Linked DNA regions of Homo sapiens: region 2 is linked to region 1. A link is an interaction called in ENCODE POLR2A ChIA-PET data of the cell type or tissue named here. Cell type or tissue: B cell. All regions are shown on one strand.

The links. Peaks named below come from ENCODE experiments on the same cell type or tissue, not always from the same donor. Only the 100,000 strongest peaks of a DNase experiment are listed, where the experiment ranks them.
Region 2: POLR2A ChIA-PET joins it to region 1 with 8 read pairs; 4 of 35 experiments call an interaction of 5 or more read pairs at or near these places.

What each region holds. Positions count from the first base shown.
Region 1 is chr7:3,136,187-3,144,186 of GRCh38, forward strand. It overlaps LOC100129603 (a long non-coding RNA gene), which reads right to left. Exons shown (of 4, transcript NR_126024.1): 4 at 4,731-5,014. Among named protein-coding and RNA genes, the nearest start is that of CARD11, 96 kb to the left of the region's middle. In B cell, no CTCF peak of the experiment used is centred here; no DNase peak of the experiment used is centred here.
Region 2 is chr7:2,899,654-2,907,653 of GRCh38, forward strand. It overlaps CARD11 (caspase recruitment domain family member 11), which reads right to left. Exons shown (of 25, transcript NM_032415.7): 25 at 6,489-7,189. The coding sequence ends at 6,985. Among named protein-coding and RNA genes, the nearest start is that of CARD11-AS1, 40 kb to the right of the region's middle. RefSeq lists a silencer at 1,081-1,330. In B cell, no CTCF peak of the experiment used is centred here; a DNase peak (open chromatin) is centred at 3,548; H3K27ac peaks cover 134 bases.

The sequences.
Region 1 (8,000 bases):
CCATGCCCAGCTAATTTTTGTATTTTTAGTACAGACGGGGTTTCACCATGTTGGCCAAGATGTTCTCGATCTCCTGACCTTGTGATCCACCCACCTCAGCCTCCCAAAGTGCTGGGATTACAGGCGTGAGCCACTGCACCCGGACACTAAACTGGTCATTTTTGATCTATCTCATCAAATCACAAAAGTAGAAAAGTCTTTCACTTAATAGGGGATGCAAATGCCATCTTCCATCTTATCTCCTCTTTTATCTAATCAACTGCCTTTATTCTCTCCCCAGAAGCTAAACCCATGGCCACATGGATATCTCCAAACTTGAACTCGAGCCTGCTGTATCCGGCTCTGTACGTGCTATGGCTATTTGGATATCTGGTAGGGCTGTCAAGCTGAGTGTGTTGAAGCTGTTTAGGATCTTGCTCTTGTAACCTGCTCCCCCTCCTCCAGTGTTTTCCTGTCAGAGTAGATGGCTCCACTTGCCACCTCCTTGGGCAGCTGCATAAGCCAGAAACCTGAGCATCACCTCTGACCCCTCCCTCCCTCATCCCCACACAGCCAATGAGTAAATACGACTGGGGTCCAGGTGCCTCTTTCTTACCACAATTTTTATATTTTATCTTAATTTTTATTTTTTTGAGACAGGGTCTCACTCTGTTGCCCAGGCTGGAGTGCAGTGCTGTGATCCCAGCTCACTGCAACCTCCGCCTCTCAGGCTCAAGCAATTCTCATGCCTCAGCCTACCAAGTAGCTGAGATTACTGGAGCACACCACCACACCCCTGCTAATTTCTGTATTTTTCGTAGAGACAGGGTCTCACCATGTTGGCCAGGCTGGTCTTGAACTCCTGACCTCAAGTGATCCACCCATCTGAGCCTCCCAAAGTGCTGGGATTATATGAGCCAACGCGCCCAGCCCAGGTGGCTATTTCTAGTCCCCCTGCCACTCCCTAGTCCAGGCCATCATCCCTGCAGTGTGGACTAGGGTAACCATGTTCCAACGAGTTCCTTTCCCATCTATTCCTGCCTCCCTCTGATTTGTTCTCCATAGGATTGCCATAAATGTCCAGAAAAATGCAAATTAGATCCTGGCAAGCCCCTACTGCATGCTCTCCTCTCACCATTAGGATAAAACTCCAACTCCTCACCATGACGTGATCCCAGCCCTGCCTGTCTTACGCCAGTGGCCACTTTCCTCTCTGCCGTCCGCACAGCAGCAGCTCTGCTCCTGTCCACTCCATGACCTCGAAGCATACGGTTTCCCCTGCCCAAATGTTCTTTCCTCCTGCTTTACCTGCCTAGCTCCCCTTCACACTTCAGAGCTAGAATCCCCTAGGAAACTTAGGTGAGAGGATGGCTTGAAACCAGGAGTTCATCAGCCTGGGCAACACAGTGAGAGCCCTGTCCCTACAAAAACAAACAAACAAACAAACAAACAAACAAAACAACAAATTCACTGGGTGTGGTGACACAGGCCTGTGGTCCCAGCTACTCTGGAGGCTGAGGCAGGAGGATCCCTTGAGCCTGAGAGTTGGAGGCTGCTTTGAGTTGTGATAGCGCCACTGCATTCCAGCCTAGGTGACAGAGCAAGACCCCATCTCTTTAAAAAAAAAAAAAAAAAAATTTCAGTGTTGGCCAGGCTTGGTGGCTCATGCCTGTAATCTCAGCACTTTGGGAGGCTGAGGTGGGCAGACCATTTGAGCCCAGGAGTTTGAGACCAGCCTAGACAACATGGCAAAACCTCATCTCTACAAAATATACAGAAATTAGCCAGGTGTGGTGGAACATGCCTGTAGTCCCAGCTACTTGGGAGGCTGATGTGGGATAATGACTTGAGTCCAGGAGGTGGAGGTTACAGTGAGCCAATATTGCACCATACACTCCAGCCTGGGTGACAGAGCCAGACCTTGTCTCAAATCTACAGATAGGCAATAAATTTAAAATTATTACATGAACTTGTTGACATTCCTCTCTCCAAAATGGAGCCCAATTCGCCTCCCATTAAATGGGGATGGACTTAGTAACTTCTAATAGAGTACTTCTAATAAATAGAAGTGGCAAGGTGTGACTTCTGAAGCTAAATTATAAAAGGCATTGTGTGAATTCCTCTTTGTGTTCTCTCTTGGATCACCGGCTCTGGGAAGAGCCGGCCGCCATGTTGTGAGAACACTCAAGCAGCCCTCTGAGGAAGCCCCCATGGTGAGGAGCTGTGGCCTCCTACCAACAGCCATGCGAGTGAGTTTGGAAGTGGATCCTCTAGTCTCAGTTGAGCCTTTGGATGATGCAGCCCTGGCCAGCATCTTGATTGTATCCTCATGAGAGTCCCCGAGCCAGAACCACTCAGCTAAATCACTTGCAAATTCCTGGCCCAAAGAAACTGACATAATAAACGTGTATTTTTTTAAGCCATTAAGTTTTCTAGCAATTTGTTATACAGAATTAGACAATATAGCAACTTCTTAGATCATTCTTACAGCCTTTATGACATTTATATTCAAATAATTAACTGTGGAATGCATGGTTTGGAAATGTCTGTTGCAGTCCCTGCTGTACCCTCAGGGTCCTGACCTGGTAAATGCTTATAGAACTGAACTTCATGCTGGGAGACAGTGGTATGCCAGGCAAAACAGACACCTGAAGCCCATTGTTTCTAATATGCCTCTCCTCTATAGACAAAATCATTTTCTATCACCATGATGCAACAGATACTGTTTGAATGCAGTAAAATCTCTCTCGTATACACTAACATTTGCACATATGGAACAAAACATGACACTTCTCTGTTCTTTTGTTTTGCTGTTTTAATTGTAAAATAAAAACTCCAAGTGGTCACAAGGAAAGGCAGAATTAAAGTAATTCAAATTCTCTTTGTCTTCATAATGACTGTGCTATTGTTTATTTTGAATCTACTAAACACAGTTGATATGTAATATGCAATGCCACAGGGGATGGGGACCTGAACTCCACACCAACTGAGCCCTAGTGATTCAGAATCTTGGCAGACTTCCTCTTCACATGAACACGTGCTTCTGGGTCCCTGAGTGTTGGGGTCGATTACACAACAGGGACGTCTCCAAATTAACCTCCGCATCGAAGACTATTTTAGAGGACAAGTCATTCAATGTGCTAATCCATAGCGATATTATTAAAACTCAACAGTAACTGTGGCAATTGTCCAGAAATTAGACCAACAAAGAGATTGAGGGGGAGGCATATGTTATCCGTGGCACTGTGTAGAATCACATGTGGTGAGAATGAAAAGCAGATTGATTTTGAGTTGGTTTTGTTTTAAAATTCTCTACAGGCCACGCACTCCCGATCACACCCTCTCCGACCCCCAAGGTGGACGGGCTCCTACTCTTTGTATGCCACTTCTGGAAGAGCAGGGAAAGATGGATCCATTTGTGAGCTATGAGCAAGACACCGTGCTGGGCACCTGCTTTTTTTTGAGATGGAGTCTCGCTCTGTCACCCAGGCCGGAGTGCAGTGGCGCGATCTTGGCTTACTGCAAGCTCCGCCTCCCGGGTTCACGCCATTCTCCTGCCTCAGCCTCCTGAACAGCTGGGACCACAGGCATCCAACACCATGCCTGGCTAATTTTTTATTTTTAGTAGAGACGGGGTGGGCACTTGCTTTTAATGGAACAGGGCTAGCATCCGCCATCTAGTGATTTCTGTGGCATGCTTGCAGACATACTCAAGGACAGTGGTCCAGGCAGCAGTTCCTCTGGGATAACACTGGGCCCCCCAGTGACAGCCCAGGGTGGGGTAGGTCCATCCCCCGATCCAGCTGTAGTTCTGCAGCTCCTGCTGCTCTGACGGAGCCTGGGTCCCGAACGGCAGAGCCCTCCCGGAGCAGAGCAGGGGTTGTTAAAGACACTTTGGATCTTGTGAGGTGACAGCTCCATTTCCCACGCACAGGCTTTAAAATGCATTTAAATATTTCAAATAGTCTCTCAATTTTTTAGAATTCATAAATCTGGAATACTAACAAGATCATAAAAAAGCCCACTCCCAACCAATAGGAAACAGAATCGATGTATTCGTATGTTTATCATTTATTTCCATTTCCCACCTGGATAGTCCCCGGAGATTTGATTTCTTGTTTCCTAGAGAATCTGAAGACAGAAAACAGAACTTGGTGTTAAATAATCTTTAACGTACACCTGTTCAAACTATCGGCAAGACACTAATCATTTGTCCTGATGCACAAACATCAATCCAGGGCACATGAAATTTTAACTATCAATAAATATTCCGACATCTGCACACATGCAGCATCTAATTCCAGCATCAAAATGCAGATAAGCACGAATAGATATTTGGATTTATAGCAAAACGAGTCTCATCTGGAAACCCCTCCCAGGAAGGTCTGGCAGGCTGGGTGTAAGGAATTTGGGACGATGCCTGCATTTCCTCTGCCCGTTTCTACCAAGTCGGTCCAGTAATCCTGTTTAATTAATAATAAACATTGCAGGATTTTTTCCCCCCATTTGAATTATGTTTGAAATGTGATGGCTGGATGCTTCTTATAAAAATGCTTTGAAAAATAAACCGTGTCAGAAATGAGTGATTTATCATCACTCAGAATGCTGGCAGGGGAAATCTCAGAAAAGGAGAGAATTGATGTTGCTTCCTGCCGGCATTTCTACTACAGAGCTGGTCCAATTTGCTTTCTTCCTGTGCCCATGCATGGGGCAGCTTTTGCATGAGGCACTCCCCTCACTTGTTTCGTGTCTTTTTTTTTTTTTTTTCCCTCTCTCCCAGGATCTGCCCAGGCCTTTGGAGGCCAGACCTCCCTGATGGCACAGTGGCAGGCATCTGGGTCCTTGGGGAACTCCCCACGATGCACACCAGGCACCAGCCAACGTCAAAGGTCAGGAGAAAGGAGCTCTTGAGGTCTGGATGACTTCAAATGAGCTGCATCCCACTGAAGCGTTCAGTCTGCCGAGCTTTCAGGCCAAGGTTCCTGATCAGATTCTGTTCAATCACAAGGTACAGCTCTGCCGTCCATAATCTGCTCTGTTAGGAATACAGCAATTATTGAGCACTTACTATGGATCACGCCTTTTTTTTTTTTTTTTTTTTTTTTTTTGAGAGGGAGTCTCGCTCTGTCACCCAGGCTGGAGTACAGTGGCACGATCTCCGCTCACTACAACCTCTGCCTCCTGGACTCAGGAAATTCTCCTGCCTCAGTCTCCTGAGTAGCTGGGATTACAGGCGCCCGCCACCACACCTGGACAATTTTTGCATTTTTAGTAGAGACAGGGTTTCACCATGTCGCCCAGGCTGGTCTCGAACTCCTCACTTCAAGTGATCCACCTGCCTCGGTCTCCCGAAGTGCTGGGATTTACAGGCCTGAGCCACTGCACCCAGCCCTGGATAATGCCCTGTTCTAAGACCTTTGTATGCACAATTGCACTTGATCTTCACCAAAGTTGGTATTCATTGCATCCCCATTTTGCAGATGACATAACCAAGATACACACACAACAAGCAAGAGGCCAAAGCCAGGAAAGTAACCCAAACAGTCCGATTCCAGAACCCAGACTCTTAATCACTTCACTGTGTTATTTATTATTATTAATAATAGAACTAGGTGTGGTGGCTCCTGCCTGTAATTGCGGCACTTTGAGAGGCCGACACAGGACGATCACTTGAGTTCAGGAGCTCGAGTCCAGCCTGGGCAATGTAGTGAAATCCCATTGCTACAAAAAATAAAAAACTTAACCAAGGATCGCAGGCCTGTGGTCCCAGCCTCAGGAGGCTGAGGTGGGAGGATCACCTGAGCCCAGGAGGTTGAGGCTGCAGTAAGTCATGATTGTGCCACTGCACTACAGCCTGGGCAACAGAGGAAGGGCCCGTCTCAAAAATAGTCTTTCTCAGCACTCTATACCAAGTGATATGCCGGGCCCTGCGTAGATACTATGTCTTTACTCTTATATGATTGAGATCATTGTCCTTGTTTGACTGTTGAGGAAACTGAGGTTACCAGAGTGAAGTGAATTGTCTAAAGAAAGTCTTGAACCAACACAAGGACCCAGGTCCTCCCAGATCCATAGCTCATTTTCAACGTACTTACTTAGTGTCAGTCTGCTCGACTGACATGACAGATGGGTGGTGGGGACTGCGGTCTTGGTGGGGAGATCTCTGGAGATCCACCCTTTGGAACAACATAGATGCTCCAGTTTCAGATTTCTCACGTCCAGTGTCTGTTCTGTTTTTTTGTTTTTGTTTTTTTTCCTTTGCTGAATTTAAGCAGCCCCAGCAGAGAAAGCCAACGAATGGCGATGTGAAAAAAGCCGTGTGGACCCGTTCCTCTCCATCACCCATCAGATGGTTTCCAATCAGGAAGCAAAGCTGGGCCAGAGTAAATGTTGGAGTATGTGGAGCAGAGGGAGTGCTCATGCCCTGCTGATGTGAATGCAGATTGATCCGGCCTTGGAGCAACTGGGCAGTACCCAGTGAAGTTGAACCTGTGCGCCCCCATGACCCAGAAATTCCAAGGGTACATGTAGACCAGGAGACATGCATGGCAGACTCATGGTTTATAAATGGGAAACAGTGGGAGACAACACCATGTCCACCAATGGGGGAAGGTGGACCAGACGTGGTGCATCCATAAGATAGACTTCTACAGGCAATTGAAATGGAGAGACTAGATGTGCATTGATAACACAGGTAATTATAAAAAAATTCAATGTCGAGTGACACAAAACAAGTTCTAGGAACCTCAAAGCAGCCCAAACTTTATTATAATATTATAGATTGTTCATGGGTACACCTATAAGAGGGTAGAGGCACATCCCCGATTTGAGAGAGAGGGGAGAGGGACTGACCTTGCAGGTGGGGCTGAAAGGGACTTCACTTGATCTGTGATGTTTTGTTCAATACATATATTTTTTATTTTCTATTTATTTTATTTTGAGATGGAGTCTTGCTCTGTTGCCAGGCTACAGTGCAGTGATACAATCTCGGCTCACAGCAACCTCCACCTCCTGGGTTCAAGCGATTCTCCTGCCTCAGCCTCCCGAGTAGCTGGAACTACAGGCACATGCCACCACGCCCAGCTAATTTTTTATTTTTAGTAGAGATGGGGTTTCACCATGTTAGCCAGGATAGTCTTGATCTCTTGACCTCTTGATCCACCTGCCTTGGCCTCCCAAAGTGTTGGGATTACAGATGTGAGCCACCGTGTCTGGCCCACTTTATATTTTTATAAATATAAAAACATGAAATGCTGGGTGTGGTGGCTCCTGCCTGTAATCCCAGCACTTTAGGAGGCTGAGGCAGGAGGATCACTTGAGCCCTGGAGTTTAAGACCAGCCTAAGCAACAAAGAAGACCCTATCTCTACAAAAACACAAACAAAAAACCAAAACAAAAAACAACAACAAAAAAACAAACAACAAAAAAACAACCACCACCACCACCACCACCACCACAAACAAAACTTAGCCAGGCATGGTGGCATGCACCTGTGGTCCCAGCTACTTGGGAGGATTGCTTGAGCCCATGAGACTCATGTTGCAGTGAGCTGTGATCGCATCACTGCACTCCAGCCTGAGTGACAGAGCAAGACTCTATCTCAAAAACAAAAACAAAAACCCAAAGACAGAAAACGTTGGCATTTGTCAATTTTGGGTGGTGAGAACCTGGGAACATGTTCTGTTATTCTCTGCACTTTTCTGTGTTTTGAACATTTCTAAAAATAATAATAAAATAAAATAACCCATGTGAAACTACATACTGAATTTCTATGGTCCTCTTCTTCCGTGAATAGTGAATGTGTTTTGGAGTGGGTCGGGTGGCAGAAGGAGGCTGAAGCCAGCTCCTTAAACAAGTTAATTTCCTGCCAACACGCTTTCCTCAGCTGTAGCACAGAGGGAAAGCAGAGAGCTGGCTGTGTTTGCAGCTTCATCTGGGAGACCTTTTAAAAAAAATCTGGACATTGTAGGCAATATTGATTAACATATACATAGAGGCATGGGGTGGGGGGAGCAAATCAA
Region 2 (8,000 bases), 240 kb before region 1:
GATTCGCTTTTGTTCATGCTTTTTTCTTTTTTCTTTTTTTTTTGAGATGGAGTCTCGCTTTGTCGCCCAGGCTGGAGTACAGTGGCGCAGTCTCGGCTCACTGCAAGCTCCGCCTCCCGGGTTCACGTCATTCTCCTGCCTCAGCCTCCCAAGTAGCTGGGACTACAGGCGCCCGCCACCACGCCCGGCCAATTTTTTGTATGTTTTAGTAGAGATGGGGTTTCAACGTGTTAGCCAGGAGATTTAGCTAGGATGGTCGCGATCTCCTGACCTCATGATCCGCCCACCTTGGCCTCCCAAAGTGCTGGAATTACGGGCGTGAGCCACCGCGCCCGGCCCACGCGTTTTCTTTTTTTTAAAAACAATGGTGCAAAAGTACATATGACCTAAACTTCACCATTTTAACGATTTTAAAGTGTACAACTCAGTACATTCACAATGCCGTGCAATCAGCATCACTGTCTAGTTCCAAACAGTTTCATCACCCTAAAAAGAGACCCTGCACTTATGAAGCAGTCACTCCCATTCCTCTCTCCCTGACGCCTGGTAACTGCTAATCTTTTTTTTTTTTTGCCTCTAGGGATTTGCCTATTCTGGACATTTCATATAAATGAAATCCTACAATATTTGTCTTTTTGTGGCTGGCTTGTTTCACTGAGCATAGTGTTTTCAAGGTTCATCTAGGTTGCCATGCGTATCAGCATTTCGTTCCCCCCCTTTTTTTTTTTTTTGAGACAGGGTCTTACTCGGTTGCTCAGGCTGGAGTGCAGTGACACAATTAAAGCTCACTGCAGCCTCGAGCTCCCGGGCTCAAGCGATCCTCCTGCCTCAGCATCCCAGGTAGCTGGAACTATAGGTGTGCATCCCCAAACCCAGCTAGATTTTTTTTGTTTTTTATTATTTTTATTTTTTTTGAGACGGAGTCTTGTTCTATCACCCAGGCTGGAGAGCAATGGCACGATCTCGGCTCACTGCAACCTCCGCCTCCTAGGTTCAAGCCATTCTCCTGCCTCAGCCTCCTGAGTAGCTAGGATTACAGGCACATGCCATCACACCGAGCTAATTTTTGTATTTTTAGTGGAGACAGGGTTTCACCATATTGGCCAGGTTGGTTTCAAACTCCTGACCTCAGGTGGTCTGCTTGCCTCAGCCTCCCAAAGTAAGTGCTGGGATTACACGCATGAGCCACCATGCACAGCCTGTTTTTTTTTTTTTTGTTTGTTTGTTTGTTTGAGATGGAGTCTCACTCTGTCGCCCAGGCTGGAGTGCAGTGGCGCAATCTCGACGCACTGCAAGCTCCGCCTCCTGGGTTCACGCCATTCTCCTGCCTCAGCCTCCAGAGTAGCTGGGACTACAGGCGCCCGCCACCACGCCCAGCTAATTTTTTGTATTTTTAGTAGAGATGGGGTTTCACCGTGTTGGCCAGGATGGTCTCGATCTCCTGACCTTGTGATCCACCCACCTCGGCCTCCCAAAGTGCTGGGATTACAGGCATGAGCCACCGTGTCCGGCCCTGTTTCTTATTTTTAGTAAAGATGGGGTCTTGTTATGTTACCCAGGCTGGTCTCGAATGCCTGGGCTCAAGCCATCTCCCATCTTGGCTTCCCAAAGTGTTGGGCTTACAGGCATAAGCCACCATGCCCAGCCTCATTCCTTTTCATGGCTGAGCAATATTCCATTGTGTGGATGGACTATATTTTGCGTATCCATTCACCACTTGATGGACACTTGGCTGGCTTCCACCTTCTGGCTGTTGTGAACAGTGCCGCTGTGAATGTGTGTGTACAGTTGCCTGTACAGATGGAGAGGAGAGGAGAGGGGAGAGACAGTGCCCGTGTTACCTGGGTTTCTGGCTGAGTGACTGAGTTAAGGGTGGGCTGGGGAGGAGAGGGGCAGGTTTGGGAGTAACAAGGTGAGTGGGTTTTAGGCCTGTGTGGACTGGATTAGTGTCCCTCACAGGATGGGGGGGTGGGGATCAGTCTGTATCTTGTAGAGGTGGTGGGGTCCCAGCACCAAGCGTCTCCCCAGACTCTCCCGGGGAAGAACCACCGTGGTTCACAAACCACATGCACTACTCTGCAGTAAAGAACAGCGGCCCTGGGACCAGGTTCCCAGAGCTTAGGGTGTAACCGAGACAGGTGAGTCCACCATCCACACTGACCCCTGCCCCTATGGTTGGACAGGCCGAAATGGAAACGTCCCAGGCCAGCGCCGCCAGCCTGCTGTGGCCATCACGAAGCCCCGTCTGTGTGCGTGCACCCTCCGGGGAGGGCCGTGGGGCTCCCTCCAAGGAAATCAGTGCATGGCCCCTCTTGGGGGACTATCTTGCAGAGAAGAACTGTTCAAAATGATGCTCAACAGTGATTCCCTGGAAATGACGGCTGTCTACCAACAAGGACTGGTGACGGAAGGACAGGCCAGCACCGGCAGAGCACCACATGGCTGTCAAAAGGAATGCGAGAGGCCGTGCGGTGGCTCACTCCTGGAATCCCAGCACTTTGGGAGTCCGAGATGGGACCATCTCTTGAGGTCAGGAGTTCCAGGCCAGCCTGGGCAATGTAGTGAGACCTCGTCTCTACAAAGAATGTTTAAAAATTAGCTGAGCATGGTGATGCATGCCTGTAGTCCCAGCTACTAGGGAGGATGAGGCTGGAGGATTGAGCCCAGAAGGTTGAGGCTGTAAGTGGGCCATATTCATACCACTGCACTCCAGCCTGGATGCTAGCTTAAGAGATATGCCTACCTTGGCCTTCCAAACTGCTGGGATTCCAGGTGTGAACCCCCACACCCAGCCTGTGATGGCTTTTGAGAACAGCATGGTGGCATGATGCCAGGGCTCAAAGACATCTCACTCCTGCATTCACCCCCTCCCCAAAGCAGCCCCCTTCCTGGGTTGGGTGAGAAAACCAGCGTTTCTCAGAATTGTGACCTGGTTAGGTAGAAGCCCAGGGCCAGCGGGCCGACACTACCAGCGGGTGAGCAGACCGACTCTTCCAAGAGAGGAAATCCTGTAATCCCAGCACAGTAGCTGGGACTACAGGCATGAATCACCATGCTCAGCTAATTTTTAAATATTCTTTGTAGAAACAAGGTCTCACTACGTTGCCCAGGCTGGTCTGGAACTCCTGACCTCAAGTGATCCCAGCACTTTGGGAGGCCGAGGCAGGCAGATCAACTGAGGTCAGGAGTTCGATACCAGCCTGGCCAACATGGTGAAACCCTGTCTCTATTAAAAATACAAAAATTAGCCGGGAGTGGTGGTGGTGCACACCAGTAGTCCCAGCTACTCAGGAGGCTGAGGCACAAGAATCATTTGAACCTGGGAGGTGGAGGTTGCAGTGAGCCAAGATCGTGCCACTGCACTCCAGCCTGGGTGACAGAGTGAGACTCTGTCTCAAAAAAAGAAAAAAAAAAAACAAAAACGAAAACCAAAAACAAAACAAAAGCAAAAACAAATGCAACCAAACAAAAAACCACAAACAAGAGAGGAAATTCACATCCTCTCAGTGTGGTCATTATGTCACCCAGCCACCCAGCCCCCAGCCAGCCACTGCCTGGGACACCAACCACTTCCTTGGTCCCTAGAAGAGCAGAGGGGACACACGACCAAAGGCCCTGGGACCCCAAACAGCACCTCAGAAATGGAAAATCCAGCCCCGAGCTTACAGTTGCAAATCAGCAGACCTGGGTGAAGTTCCAGCTTACCAGCTGTGTGACCTTGGTCAAGTCACTTAACCTCTCTGAGCCTCAATTTTCACCTGTATAACATGGAGAAGAGTTTGGGGATAAGTAAAATAACATTTACAAGGTGCTCAGCACAGAGGAGGAGCTCAAAAAACATTTGCTCATATTTGCCAAATCCCAGAGCAATAGTTCTTTATCTTTTTGGGATTGCAACACCCTTTGGGAATCTGAGAAAGGCTGGACTTTCTCCCCAGAAAAGTGTGTGTCTACACATACGACACAATTTCCAGTGCTCGCCTCTCACAGTGGCTCTGGGCTGCGTGGCTGGTGCCCATGGTGTGAACCAAGCATCGTTGTGGCATTGTCGGCTTGGCACAGGCATCCAGAGCCTCGGGCTCCAGGCTTTGCTGTACGGGGAGCTTCCCTGAGCCCTGGGCTGGCTCTGCAGTCAAAACTCAGCTTGCAGGCCCTTGTGCAATACTTGGACTTGCAGGCAGACGGTGCAAAGAGCTCCGTGCCTCCCTCCCCGGCCTCCCAGACCCCACTCGGCTCACCAGGCAGACACAGGGGTTGCTGGCAGCTGAACAGGCAGGACCTGGGGGCTGAAGCCGATGATGCTGGAGGTCTCCTTGGAAATCCTCATGTGGACCCGTCCCCGGGGTGCCAACCCCACTCCCCTGCTGCCTTCACCATTTCATCAGAGAAGGGAAGGGAAGAGGGAACCTCATTCCAGCCCTCGGCCCCTGCCTCCTCTCACCCGCTTATTAGCAATTATCCACCCCACAGCCCTGCACTCTCGATCCTGGTTAAAATCACTCGGGCAAGGCAAGGGGGAAAAGAAACCCCACCACAGATTCTTTTCAGATATCTTTCCCTACGCACAGCTTATCTCCACCCCACTTGTCCTCCCAAATGACATGCAAGCCACCTGTTTGCTTATTCTGCTCAGCCACCCGAGAGTTCTGAAGTCAAACAAATGATATAAATCACTCAGCTGGCTTTTTGTCCGAGACTCCTTCCCGGTCACGTCTGTCCACTCAGCACGGAGCGCTTTACGAGGAAGCACAGCTTCCAGGCCGAAACACGAAGCCCTCGGCTTGGGGGAGGTTTACATTTTAACTTAAGGCTTTCACAAGATGGAAGCTGCAGGCCTTCCGGCCCTAGCATGGCCTCGTGTGGTGGTTTATTTGGCCCTAAATAACGGCAGCTGCACCTAGGAGTCACGGCCTCTCTACACCCAGCACGTCTAGCTTGTTTCTGGGGGCTGTCTTGGAAAAAGCAGCATTGCTCATGGGCTCTTGGAGGGAGACACTGTTTTTCAAGGTGTCACACTCCCTGGCAGACCCGGAGCTGGTGGTGCAGAGATGGATTGTGAGGGAGGAGGCAAGAACAAGGCATCCTCCTAGGACCCCCATGCATTCACTCCCACCTCCTGGAGATTTCTGCTGCTAATTTGTCTTCTGTAGGTCAAAATGCCAGAAAATGCTACAGGCCACACAGTATTTTCTTTTTTTGGAAGAGATCTTTATTAATAGAGTGCTTTTATTAATAATTCATACCTTGTCTAAGCGGTAAAAACCCAGCAGAGGATTAACCCATGCCCATGGTATTTGAAACTATAAAGAATAAAGTTTTCTCCTGTATTTGTTAGGAATTGCTCTTGGCTGCAAGTAACAGAGAACTGAAATAACAGTCATTTAACACAAGACACAAATTTCTTTCTGTCTCATGTAAAAGAAACCCAAGCAGCAGTCCTGGGCCCCCAAGTATCATCAGTGACTGTGGCTCCTTCTTTCTTTCTGATCTGCCATCCTCCAAGTGGGGTTTCCACCCTCACAGTCACCTCAAGATGCAAGAACACTGCTGGTGCTCCAGCCATTGCGTCTGCATCCGCAGCAGAAAACTGGAGGAAGCGCCATTTGTCTCTCCCCCAAACTTCCCCTTACATTTCCCTAATTGCAAGGGAGGCTGGGATATATGGTCTTTGAGCTGTGCATGTAGATTCCCAGGATGAGTCAGGATTCTCTTAGGAAGGAAGGGGAATCTGGGTATTAGGTTGTTAGTGAGCAGTTGCTCCCACAGTTCCCACATTCAGACAGACCCGGGTTTGAATCCGAGCCTGCCACCCAGTAGCTTCCTGCACATGCAGTGTGGTGCCCCGTGAGGGTGCAACCTGGCCTGGTTTGGCTGTGCCTGTCAGGTCCACACTCGGCAAATTTGCGTCAAGGGGGTGAAGGAGAAGAATGGTTCTAGAACTCCTAGGACTTTTGCTACCTGCTGGGGAGCGGGCGTGGCTTTCCTGCACCCCTCAAGCTCCTGGGAAGTGGGGTATGAACCCCCCAGAGGGCTGTACCTCACGTGCTTGCTCCTGACCTGCAGGAGGAAGCGGGGCTGCCCTTTAGGGACATTGAATGTGGGGCAGGGGCAGTTATGTGCAGAGAAGAGCTGAGTGACGGGGGCCTGGCCTCAGGGCTGGAGTTACGGGGCAGGCCAGACACAGACTGCAAGGGCTCCCCAGGGTCAGTGAGAGGATGGGCCCTTCTCAGGGTGACAAGATAATTTATTGATCTTCCAAATCAGGATGCATTTGAGTCCATAGGGTGCGATTAGCAAGTATTACCCTAAGCCCAGGGGTAAATCAGGCCTGTCCTGGGACCCTGGGGTGTGTGGTCACCCCACCTTCACCCTACCCAGGAACATGGGGCCTGAGTCTCCAGCTAAGCTCACTGGGCATGGTTTTCAGGTTAGGAAGGCGGCAAGGGCTCAAGGCCTGGCAAGCTGTTCACAAACAAAGGGTCGAAACAAAGAAATAATAATACATTTTAATGCAAGAGAAATCATAGCCTGGTACACACCCCTTCCCCGATCTGTCCTGCCTGGGGATGTGTTTATGGTGAGTGTGTCCCCAGGACTGGTAGTCACCTGGCTGTCCGGGTCCCCGCCCTACTGGCGGCAGCATGCCTGTCCCCAGCATTACATTCAACTGCTGCTCTGGCTCTCGAGAGGCCGGCTGGCCTCGGGCCTCCGGCTTGGCGTTCTTTGCTCCCCTGTCTCCCTGCTAAGGCCAGCAGGGCCAAACTGCTAGGCCAGGTCAGCCAGGGCTGGGGGAATGGGCTGTACCCTGCTCCTCCCCAGGCACGACTGTCCCCCCGGGGCTCCATCACCGGGTGGGGCGGAGCGTCTGCTGGGGCAGCTCTGTGGGCCACAGGATCCCCCCGCACCCACTGCATCTCTCTGCCCAGGGTGCCTGCCTCATAGGATGCCCCGCGCCACAGAGTCTCTCTGCCCAGGGCGCCCGCCTCACAGCTGGTCCTCGTCCACCCAGATGGTCTTGCGCTGCTCCTCGCCGATCTTGTCCTTGACAACGCGGAGCAGCTCCTCTACGCTGCCCCACATGTCAGGTTCCACCGTGGCGTACAGGCACGGCAGGGCCTCCAGCTCCTTCTCCTTCAGCCGGCACACGCGCAGGAACTCCTCCTCCGTCTCAGGTCGGGGCAGCAGCTTTCTGGGAGGAGACACGCAGGGGCTGTGGGGAGGCTGCAAGGCCGTGGCGCTGGTGTGGCACCACCTGTCCGGCCACCCCTGACTGCCGTGGTCCCCACCCCTTCCCTGCCTTGCTTCTCCCTATAGCGTCCGTGCCTCTTAACGCTAGGGACCGTGCCCCTTCATGCTGTTCATCGGAAATTCCAAATACATCCTTATTGATTGATTGATTGATTGAGATGGAGTCTTGCTCTGTTGCCCAGGCTTGAGTGCAGTGGCACTTTCTTGGCTCACTGCAACCTCCACCTCCCGGGTTCAAGTGATTCTCCTGCCTCAGCCTCCTGAGTAGCTGGGACTACAGGCATATGCTATCATGCCTGGCTAATTTTTATATTTTTAGTAGAGATGGGGTTTCACCCTGTTGGCCAGGCTGGTCTTGAACTCTCGACCTCAAATGACCTGCCTGCCTTGGCCTCCCAAGGTGCTGGGATTATGGGCGTGAGCCACCGCTCCCGGCCACATCCTTTTTATTTTTAATTGTGCTAAGGTACGCATAAAATAAAATCAACCATGTTACCTATTCTTTAAGTGAGTAATTCAGTAGCATGAGGTATATTCACACCGCTGTGCAACCAATCTCCAGAACTTTCTCAACTTCCCAAACTGCAACTCTGGGCCCATTAAATACTCACTCCCCATCTTCCCTCCGGCAGCCCCTGAGAACCACCCTTCTACTTGCTGTCTCTAGGAATCTGACTGCTCTAGAGACCTCACAGAAGCGGAATCACATACAGCATGTGTGTTTTTGTAACTGGCTTATTTAACTGAGAATG